3 separate regions of the Homo sapiens genome follow, and all the other regions are linked to region 3. Evidence: chromatin contacts called from ENCODE Hi-C or POLR2A ChIA-PET data. All regions are on one chromosome and are shown on one strand. Each heading gives the region's core, a stretch centred on a gene start or an enhancer-like site at or near the end of the contact. The rest is flanking DNA. Distances are from core to core; before and after follow the strand shown.

What was found. Hi-C counts contacts between places; a loop is a spot of excess contacts on that map. ChIA-PET counts read pairs that join two places held with the same protein, here RNA polymerase II (POLR2A). Pooled maps may share reads with other maps.
Region 1: a loop to region 3 is called in a map of naive thymus-derived CD4-positive, alpha-beta T cell, with 12 times the contacts of the local background. The contact joins the enhancer-like site here to the promoter of GAA in region 3. A Hi-C loop is called at or near these places in 8 of 168 maps with a recorded cell type or tissue (B cell, IMR-90, PC-3 and 5 more), 2 of 37 single-sample maps with no recorded cell type and 17 of 50 pooled maps. POLR2A ChIA-PET finds 5 or more read pairs at or near these places in 12 of 52 experiments (B cell, CD4-positive, alpha-beta T cell, CD4-positive, alpha-beta memory T cell and 8 more).
Region 2: POLR2A ChIA-PET joins it to region 3 with 12 read pairs in WTC11. The contact joins the enhancer-like site here to the promoter of GAA in region 3. A Hi-C loop is called at or near these places in 7 of 168 maps with a recorded cell type or tissue (B cell, IMR-90, PC-3 and 4 more), 2 of 37 single-sample maps with no recorded cell type and 14 of 50 pooled maps. POLR2A ChIA-PET finds 5 or more read pairs at or near these places in 8 of 52 experiments (B cell, H1, HEK293T and 5 more).

Annotation. Positions count from the first base shown.
Region 1 is chr17:79,996,265-79,999,727 of GRCh38, forward strand. All of the region lies in intron 3 of TBC1D16 (TBC1 domain family member 16), which reads right to left. Among named protein-coding and RNA genes, the nearest start is that of TBC1D16, 38 kb to the right of the region's middle. Within about 2 kb of position 1,452, at least 11 of the 41 ENCODE cell types and tissues checked have a DNase peak (open chromatin) inside an H3K27ac peak, as active enhancers do; they include B cell and CD4-positive, alpha-beta T cell, where a contact is called at or near this core.
Region 2 is chr17:80,017,216-80,020,842 of GRCh38, forward strand. All of the region lies in intron 1 of TBC1D16 (TBC1 domain family member 16), which reads right to left. Among named protein-coding and RNA genes, the nearest start is that of TBC1D16, 17 kb to the right of the region's middle. Within about 2 kb of position 2,141, at least 2 of the 41 ENCODE cell types and tissues checked have a DNase peak (open chromatin) inside an H3K27ac peak, as active enhancers do; they include thyroid gland, where a contact is called at or near this core.
Region 3 is chr17:80,100,004-80,102,830 of GRCh38, forward strand. GAA (alpha glucosidase) reads left to right here and starts at 1,578. Exons shown (of 20, transcript NM_000152.5): 1 at 1,578-1,887. CCDC40 (coiled-coil domain 40 molecular ruler complex subunit) reads left to right here. Exons shown (of 20, transcript NM_017950.4): 20 at 1-610. RefSeq lists a silencer at 1,125-1,744 and an enhancer at 2,075-2,184.

The DNA.
Region 1 (3,463 bases), core at 202-2,701, 100 kb before region 3:
GTTGTCCCCATAAGCCTTTCGATATATATTATTAAGATATAAGAAGATGCTTAAGAGACAAAGAGATCTTCCGCCAAAGAATCAGATACCTGGATGGCAAATAAACACACAAAACGATATTCGACATCACGAGCCATTAGGGAAATGCTGATTAAAACCACAATGAGATGTCACTACACACCCATCAGGATGCTTAAAAAAAATAATAGTGACAACCTCAAATACTGATGAGGATGTGGAGAAACAAGGCACTCGTAAATTTCTGGTGGGAGTGTAAAACGGCCCAGCCACTCTATGCAACAGTTTAGCAATTGCTTTAAAAACTAAGCACATAGGCCGGGAACGGTGGCTCACGCTTGCAATCCCAGCACTTTGGGAGGCCGAGGCGGGAGGATTGCTTGAGCCCAGGAGTTCGAGACCAGCCTGAGCAACATGGCAAAAACCCTGTCTCTATTTTTACTAGATAAAAAACGTATTTTAAAAAACTAATCACACAATCAATCCACATATGACTCGGCAAGTGCATTTGTGGGAATTTATCCTAGAGAAACGAAAACTTAGGTTCCAACAAAACCCCACACATGAATGTTCCTAGTAGCTTTATTCACAGTCGCCCCTGAATGGGAAGCCATGGTTCATGTCCATCAGTCCGTGAGCGCGTGGACCGTGGGGTGCTGCTACTCAGCAGTAGAAAGGAACAAGTTCTTGACACACAGGACAGCTTGGATAGAGCTTCACAGGATGATGCTGAACCAAAAAAAGTCCATCTCAAAGCTGACATCATGCAGGGTTCCAGTTACGTAAAATTCTTACAGAGGAGTGGTTGCCCTGTGCCAGGGCAGCGTGGAGGAACCCTGCGGTGGGGGAGTGGTTCTGCGTCTAGCTAGTGGTAGTAGTTGCCGGAAGCTACATGTATCCCAGTGGCACAGGATTCTAAACACACAAGCACAGATGGGTGCCTGTAATACCCGTGAGACCTGTGGACTGTACCAACCTCAATTTCCTGGTTTGGAGAGTGTACTATGCTTCTATGCAGGATGTCACCATGGGGGGAAGTGGGTGAAGGGTGTATAGGGCCTCCCGGTACTTTTTTTTTTTTTGCAACTTCCTGTAGTTACTTCGAAATAAAAACTTTTAAACGTGGCTAATGGAAAATTTTAAATCACAGAGGTGGCTCACGTTACATTTCTATTGGGCACTGTTAGCCTAAACCGGGGGATCCACAAACCATGGCCCGAGGGCCAAATTGAGGCTGCCCTCTGCCTCTGTACAGCCCATGAACGAAGACTTTTTTAAATGAATAGACTTTCTTTTTTAGAGCGATTTTAGGTTCACAGAAAAACTGAGCAGAGTACAGCGAGTTTCCCCTCAATGTACACACTTTCCCATACCATTAATGTCTTGCATTTGCGTGGTACATTTGCTGTAACTGATGAGCCAATATTGATACATTATCAGTAATAACTGACGTTCAGGGCTTCTACTAGGTTCACTCTTGGTGTTGTACAGTCTATGGGGTTTCAGAGACACAGTGGCAGGCGTCCATCATTGCAGCCTCACACAGAATAGTGTCACTGCAGCCGGGCGCGGTGGCTCACGCCTGTAATCCCAGCACTGTGGGAGGCCAAGGAGGGTGCATCACCTGAGGTCAGGAGTTCAAGATCAGCCTGGCCAACGTGGTGAAACCCCGTCTCTACTGAAAATACAAAAATTAGCTGGGTGTGGTGGCGGGAGCCTGGAATCCCAGCTACTCAAGAGGCTGAGGCAGGAAAATCGCTTGAACCCAGGAGGTGGAGGTTGCAGTGAGCTAAGATTGTGCCATTGCACTTCAGCTTGGGCACAAAGAGCAAAACTCTGTCTCAAAAAAAAAAAAAAAAAAAAAAGACAAGAAAAGAAAAGGAAAAAGAATAGTGTCGCTGCCTTTGGAATCCAGTATCTGCCCATTTATCTTTTTCTCCTCTTGAGCCCCCAGCAGGTGTTGATCTGTTTACTGTCTTCACAATTTTGCCTTTTCCAGAATGTCCTAGAGCTGGAATCATGCAGCTTGCAGCCTTTTCAGACTGGTGTTTTTTGTTTTTTTTGAGATAGGGTCTCACTCTGTGACCCAGGTTGGAGGGCAGTGGTGCAATCTAAGCTCACTGCAACCTCCGCATTCTGGGCTCAAGCAATCCTCCTGCCTCAGCCCCCCAAGTAGCTGGGACTACATGTGTGAGCCACCATGCCCGGCTAATTTTTGTATTATTATTATAATTTTTTTTTTTTTTTTTTGTAGAGACAAGGTTTCACCATGTTGCCCAGGCTGGTCTCCTGAGCTCAAGTGATCACCCACCTCGGCCTCCCAAAGCGCTGGGATTACAGGTGTGAGCCACCGCACCCGGCCCAGATTGGCTTCTTCCACGTAGCAATGTACATTTCAGCATCCTCCACATCTGCTCAAGGCTTGACAGCTCATTTCCTTTTATCCATAAACAATATTCCCTTGCAGGGAAGCGCCACCGTTCGCACATCCACCCACCACCACAGGGTATCCTGACTGCTTCCACCGCGCCCGTATGAATGAAGTGGTTACAAACACCTGCGTGCAGGTTTCATGTGAAGGATGGTTTTGAACATTTTTAAATGTTGAAAAAAATCCAGAGGAGAATATTTCACAACACATGAAAATTATATGAAATTCCACTTTCAGTATCCTTAATAAAACGTGAATGGGGCTGGGCGCGGTGGCTCACGCCTGTAACCCCAGCACTCTGGGAGGCCGAGGCGGGGGGATTACCTGAGGTCAGGAATTTGAGACCAGCCCGGCCAACACGGCGAAACCCCATCTCTAGTAAAAATACAAAAATTAGCCGTGTGTGGTGGTGGGCACCTGTAGTCCCAGCTACTCGGGAGGCTGAGGCAGGAGAATTGCTTTAACTCAGGAGGTGGAGGTTGCAGTGAGCCAAGATCACACCACTGCACTCCAGCCTGGGCGAGAGAGTGAGACACTGTCTCAAAAAAAAAAAAAATTAATGGAACACAGCCATGCCAATTAACATACATTGTGTGGTGGCTTCCATGCTACAAGGGCAGAATTGAAAAGCTGCAGCCAAAACCATCTGGCCCCCAAAGCAGAAAATACTTGCTGTCTGGCCCACCTGCCAACCCCTGGAATAGACAATTACAATTCCCAACTTTGAAAGTCCAGGAAGAAAACCAACCAAAATGATAACGGCAACACCAGAGGGATCAAAGATCACAAATATTTCCCTTCTGCCTTTCCCCCAAATTTCTTTTTTTTTTTTTTTTTTTTTTTTTTTGAGATGGAGTCTCACTCTGTTGCCCAGGCTGGAGTGCAGTGGCGTGATCTCGGCTCACTGCAACCTCCGCTTCCTGGGTTCAAGTGATTCTCCTGCCTCAGCCTCCCGAGTAGCTGGAATTACAGGCATCCACCACCACGCCTGGCTAATTTTAGTACTTTTTAGTA
Region 2 (3,627 bases), core at 891-3,390, 82 kb before region 3:
CTCTGTCGTGACCACTCAACTCGGCCCTTGGAGTGCAGGAGCAGCCACAGACAGTAAATGATGGGCATGACTGTGACAGTGAAGCTTTACTGACAGACACTCAAGCTTAAATTCTAGATCATTTTTCACGTGTCTCAAAAAGAATTCTTTCCATTTTTCAACCCCCTTAAAAAACGTAAAAACCGGCCAGGCGCGGTGGCTCACGCCTGTAATCTTGGTACTTTGGGAGGCCTAGGTGGGCGGATCACCTGAGGTCGGGAGCTCGACACCAGCCTGACCAACATGGAGAAATTCCATCTCTACTAAAAATACAAAATTAGCCGGGCGTGATGGTGCATGCCTGTGATCCCAGCTACTCGGGAGGCTCAAGCGGGAGAATCGCTTGAACCCAGGGGGCAGAGGTTGTGGTGAGCCTAGATCGCTCCATTGCACTCCAGCCTGGGCGACAGAGCAAGACTCCATCTCAAAAAAAAAAAAAAAAAAAAAAAGTAAAAACCATCCTTAGCTCACAGGCTGTACAAAACAGGTGGAAGGCTGGCTTTGGCCTGTGGGTTGCAGATGGCAGTGCCCTGGCATAGACCATCTGACCAAATCCAGGGGATTCTTCTCCACCTATCCAAACCAGCTCTCTGCCAACCTCTCCAGGAAGCCTTCTGGCCACTCTTGGCCTAAACACTTCATCCCACACAGGGGCATATGACAACCAAGTGACGAAACTTAATTAAAAAAATCACACTGCAAACTACAAATCAAAAAACATATTGTCCTTCCCAATAATCACATGGAAAAGCTATGTTCTGTTCTAATGTTATCCAGAATAGTTTAAGAATTCAAGAATTCTTCAAGAATTGCAAGGTCAGTTAATAAGCCCTGCAAGAAAATTGCTCGCCGTCCTCTAGACCAGCCATGTCCAACAGAAACACTGCAGGAGACATAGATACAATTTTAAATTTTCTGGTAAGCAAAAAAAAAAAAAAAAGTGAAATTAATTTTAATAATTTTTAGCATAATATATCCAAAATATTATTATTTCAGCATATAGTCAATATGAAAACATTATTTCTTTATTTTTTTTTTATTTTTTGAGACGGAGTCTCACTCTGTAGCCCAGGCTGGAGTGCAACGGTGCAATCTCGGCTCACTGCAAGCTCCGCCTCCCAGGTTCACGCCATTCTCCTGCTTCAGCCTCCCGAGTAGCTGGGACTACAGGCGCCCGCCACCATGCCCGGCTAATTTTTTTGTATTTTTAGTAGAGATGGGGTTTCACCATGTTAGCCAGGATGGTCTCGATCTCCTGACCTCGTGATCCGCCTGCCTCGGCCTCCCAAAGTGCTGGGATTACAGGCGTGAGCCACCGTGCCCAGCCTGAAAAAATTATTAATGAAATCTTTTACATTCTTTTTTTTTTTTTAGAGACAGGTTGTCACCCAGGCTAGAGTGCAGTGGTGTGATCACAGCTCACTGTATTCTGAAACTCCTGGGCTCAAGGAATCCTCCTGCCCAGTCTCCCAAATAGCCTGGACTAAAGGCACATGCCACCAGGTCCCGCTAATTTTTTTATTTTTTGTAGAGATGAGGTTTCACTTTTTTGCCCAGGCTGGTCTTGAACTTCTGGCCTCAAGTGATCCTCCTGCCTCAGCCTTCCAAAGTGTTAGGATTACAGGCGGGAGCCACCGCACCTGGCCTATTTTATGTCCTTAAAGTCTCCAAAGTCTGCTGTGCATTTTGCACTTAAGCACGTCAAAGTTCTGCTCAGCCACGTTTTGGGTGCTCTGTAGCCTGCGCGGTGTCCACACTGGACAAGGCCGCAGCGGGGCTGGAGCCCACCTCCTTCTGTGTTTCAAATGGCTCTACTCAGTGTGATCGCTCCAGTTGCCAGAGCTGGCTGCACACAGCTCTCAGCTGCTTCCCCAAATCAAAACCCTCTTTAAGTGAAAATGTTTTGCCAGCACTGAGGATAATCAAAAGAATGTGCTGGAAGCTTTAAAGGAGATTCCGAAATACAAGTGTTCAAAATACAGCATTTTCTCCCATACCATGACAGGCAGAACCTCACTGTGGCTCTGCGAGGTGCGTCCCAACAGTGCAGCTTTACGGAGGAGAAGACAGGTTCTGACCACTCAGGGTCATTTCGTGAGCGGGAAACCCTGCAGCGTGAGACCTTCGTCCCCCACGTGCAGAACTCCGGCTCCTCCATCACCCGCCACCTGGGACACCAGGACAACCCCCCCCCGCCCCTCCCAGATTGTTCTGGAGAGACTGGGCTCTTTTTGGAGAAATGGAGCATGTCTATTAAACATTAGACAGGACTGTTTGCTCTCTAAAAACAATTCTCCTTATTTGTAAAGTGCATTTGCTGTTTCGCAAGAGGCTATTTCATCGAAATCCAACCTAGTTCCCAACCTCTGGTCACCAGCAAACTAGAAGTGGAGAATCCTTGGCCCATTTTTTAAAACTTTTTTTTAGTTATGAAACACACTCAGAGAAGGAAAAGGAAGAATACGTGTCCCTTAAATCACATAATCCTAAGACATTTATGTATTCTCTACTATATTTTGTGCCCTATAATGAATGAGTTAATGAAAAACCCACTCCTTGGAATTATATCATATCTTGCTTTCAGTTGGATCATAAATATATTTTCCCAGGTGAAGTATACTTATGATATAACAAACTTTAGGGTTGAAGTACATCCCCTAAAATTCCTGTGTTGAAGTCTTAAACCCCAGTACCCAAGAATGAAACTGTTTTTGAAGACAGCATCTTTATAGAGGTGATCAAGTTACCTTGAGGTCAATATGACTGGTGTCTTTATAAAAAGAGGAAGTTGGTAGCAGGTGCCTATATACAAGGAGAGTGCTGTGTGAATACAATGATGCCACCTACCAGCAAGGAGCAGGCCTGGAGCAGCCCCTCCCTCACAGCCTCCTAAGGAAACAATCCTGCCGACACCTTGATCTTAGACTTCCTGCCTCCAGGGCTGTCAGAGAGATTTCTATTGCTCAAGCCACCTGGACCCTGGTACTTTGTTAGGGCAGCCCTAGCAAACAAATATACCACATTATTAACACATTTAAAAAGTATAAGGCCAGGTGTGGTGGCTCACGCCTGTAATCCCAGCACTTTGGAAGACTGAGGCGGGCGGATCACCTGAGATCAGGAGTTCAAGACCAGCCTGGCCAACATGGTGAAATCCTGTCTCTACTAAAAAATACAAAAATTAGCCAAGCGTAGGGGCGGGTGCCTGTAGTCCCAGCTACTCAGGAGGCTGAGGCAGGAGAACTGCTTGTACTCAGGAGGTGGAGGTTGCAGTGAGCTGAGATGGCGCCACTGCACTCCAGCCTGGGAGACAGAGCGAGACTCCATCTCAAAACAAATAAATAAATAAAAATAAAAATTATAAATGCCAACCCTCCATCTTCATAGAATCAGCCGCCATTGCTAGGCATCTGGCTTCCAACTAGTGGCTACTGAAATAATAAACTCCACATTTTAATACATAAATCTTCATCTGTATCCTCATTATTTCCAGGATTACTGTTTCCCCAGGAGGATAAACTGGACCCCAACTCGTATTGCCCAGTGGGTTCCCCGAAATGTAAGAGTGCTGCCAGGGATTTAAATCTC
Region 3 (2,827 bases), core at 328-2,827:
AGAGCCTGTGACTGCAGACCCACACACCCACACTCCCACACTGGGCTTACTCGTCCAGGTAACACTTTGGTTTGCAGCACTCCCAAATCTGCACGTGCCTCTCACAACACAACGCTGCCACAGGTCCACAAGCTGGTGGGCTGAGCAGAGGTGGGAAAGTTAAGGCAGCTCCAGCCAGCCTGGCCCGGGAGGCTGGTCCCCCCAGCACTTCCCTCTACTAGGTGCATCTGAAAACCCACAAACCACCTTCTTTACCAGTTTTCCCATCCCCACCCCTTAGAACTCTCAGGTCCCTTTTCCTGCCCCCATGTCCCCATTTGAGTTAAATTCAGATCCACAGCTTGCAGGAGAAAGTCAGTGGCCCCAGACACACGTAACAGGGTGAGCACTGAAATAAGAGCACGCTGGGGCGTCCACACCAAGGGACTACGCCCCAGTCTGCCCACCTATCTTTTCTCCATCATTAACCCAGCGCTCTTTCTCCCTGGACTTCCAAGTACCAATGACCTTGGGGCTTCTTTGCAGTTTAAAGGGAAAATGCTCTACAAAATAATTTCACTTTCAAACATTTCAGCAGAAGAATAAAATCTTTTTTCTGAATATCTAGTAAGCCTTTCTGAGTCAGCCTTACTTATTTTAAAACATTGTAGAAATACAGAAACCACAACAGAGGTGGAAGGGAGGCTTTTGTTTTTTTTTTTTTGAGACGGAGTCTCGCTCTGTCGCCCAGGCTGGAGTGCAGTGGCGCGGTCTCGGCTCGCTGCAAGCTGGAAAGGGGGCTTTTAATGCCCCTATGCCCCTACCCAGGAACAACACCTCTGTGTTTTGGTGTGGCTCCTTTTGTATTTTTCTGCACATACATTTTATTAGGCAAGTTAAGGTTATACTGTGTGTTTTTTGTATCTCACATGTAAAAATGTGCTCCTCTTAATGTAAGCATTTTCTCATTTTATGAAAAAATTCCCCCTGTGTCAGTTTAATGTTTTCTCAATTGTCAGTTTTATGGGTTATCACAATGTTTTGATTATTCCTTTCTGGAATAACTGTGAGTTATGGAGCACACTTAAGGACTTTCCAAATGTTGGCTGTTTCTAACTTGGCGCTGAGCGCCTTTGGCCGCCTTTCCGATGATGCCCTCGGGACGCGTTGGCAGGAGGAATCCCTGGGCGCAAGGCGCGGCTGGGCCAGCCCCTTACAAAGCCCTACGAGCTGCGGGGACCCAGGCCGGGGCAGCGGGGGCCACGCCCCATCTCCGACCCCACGGGGACCGGGCCGGGACTGCGCCAGCGGGGGCCTCGCCCCGTCTCTGACCCCAGAGGAACCGGCAGCGGGCAGCACGCGTGGGCCTCTCCCCGCGGGACGCCGGACGCGCAGCCAGACGCGCTCCCCAGGCCCCCTCCGAGAGCGAGGACGCGCCCAGGCCCGCTCTGCCGGAGCCGCCACTGGGGGGCGTAGCGCGGACGCGCACCCTTGCCTCGGGCGCCTGCGCGGGAGGCCGCGTCACGTGACCCACCGCGGCCCCGCCCCGCGACGAGCTCCCGCCGGTCACGTGACCCGCCTCTGCGCGCCCCCGGGCACGACCCCGGAGTCTCCGCGGGCGGCCAGGGCGCGCGTGCGCGGAGGTGAGCCGGGCCGGGGCTGCGGGGCTTCCCTGAGCGCGGGCCGGGTCGGTGGGGCGGTCGGCTGCCCGCGCGGCCTCTCAGTTGGGAAAGCTGAGGTTGTCGCCGGGGCCGCGGGTGGAGGTCGGGGATGAGGCAGCAGGTAGGACAGTGACCTCGGTGACGCGAAGGACCCCGGCCACCTCTAGGTTCTCCTCGTCCGCCCGTTGTTCAGCGAGGGAGGCTCTGCGCGTGCCGCAGCTGACGGGGAAACTGAGGCACGGAGCGGGTGAGACACCTGACGTCTGCCCCGCGCTGCCGGCGGTAACATCCCAGAAGCGGGTTTGAACGTGCCTAGCCGTGCCCCCAGCCTCTTCCCCTGAGCGGAGCTTGAGCCCCAGACCTCTAGTCCTCCCGGTCTTTATCTGAGTTCAGCTTAGAGATGAACGGGGAGCCGCCCTCCTGTGCTGGGCTTGGGGCTGGAGGCTGCATCTTCCCGTTTCTAGGGTTTCCTTTCCCCTTTTGATCGACGCAGTGCTCAGTCCTGGCCGGGACCCGAGCCACCTCTCCTGCTCCTGCAGGACGCACATGGCTGGGTCTGAATCCCTGGGGTGAGGAGCACCGTGGCCTGAGAGGGGGCCCCTGGGCCAGCTCTGAAATCTGAATGTCTCAATCACAAAGACCCCCTTAGGCCAGGCCAGGGGTGACTGTCTCTGGTCTTTGTCCCTGGTTGCTGGCACATAGCACCCGAAACCCTTGGAAACCGAGTGATGAGAGAGCCTTTTGCTCATGAGGTGACTGATGACCGGGGACACCAGGTGGCTTCAGGATGGAAGCAGATGGCCAGAAAGACCAAGGCCTGATGACGGGTTGGGATGGAAAAGGGGTGAGGGGCTGGAGATTGAGTGAATCACCAGTGGCTTAGTCAACCATGCCTGCACAATGGAACCCCGTAAGAAACCACAGGGATCAGAGGGCTTCCCGCCGGGTTGTGGAACACACCAAGGCACTGGAGGGTGGTGCGAGCAGAGAGCACAGCATCACTGCCCCCACCTCACACCAGGCCCTACGCATCTCTTCCATACGGCTGTCTGAGTTTTATCCTTTGTAATAAACCAGCAACTGTAAGAAACGCACTTTCCTGAGTTCTGTGACCCTGAAGAGGGAGTCCTGGGAACCTCTGAATTTATAACTAGTTGATCGAAAGTACAAGTGACAACCTGGGATTT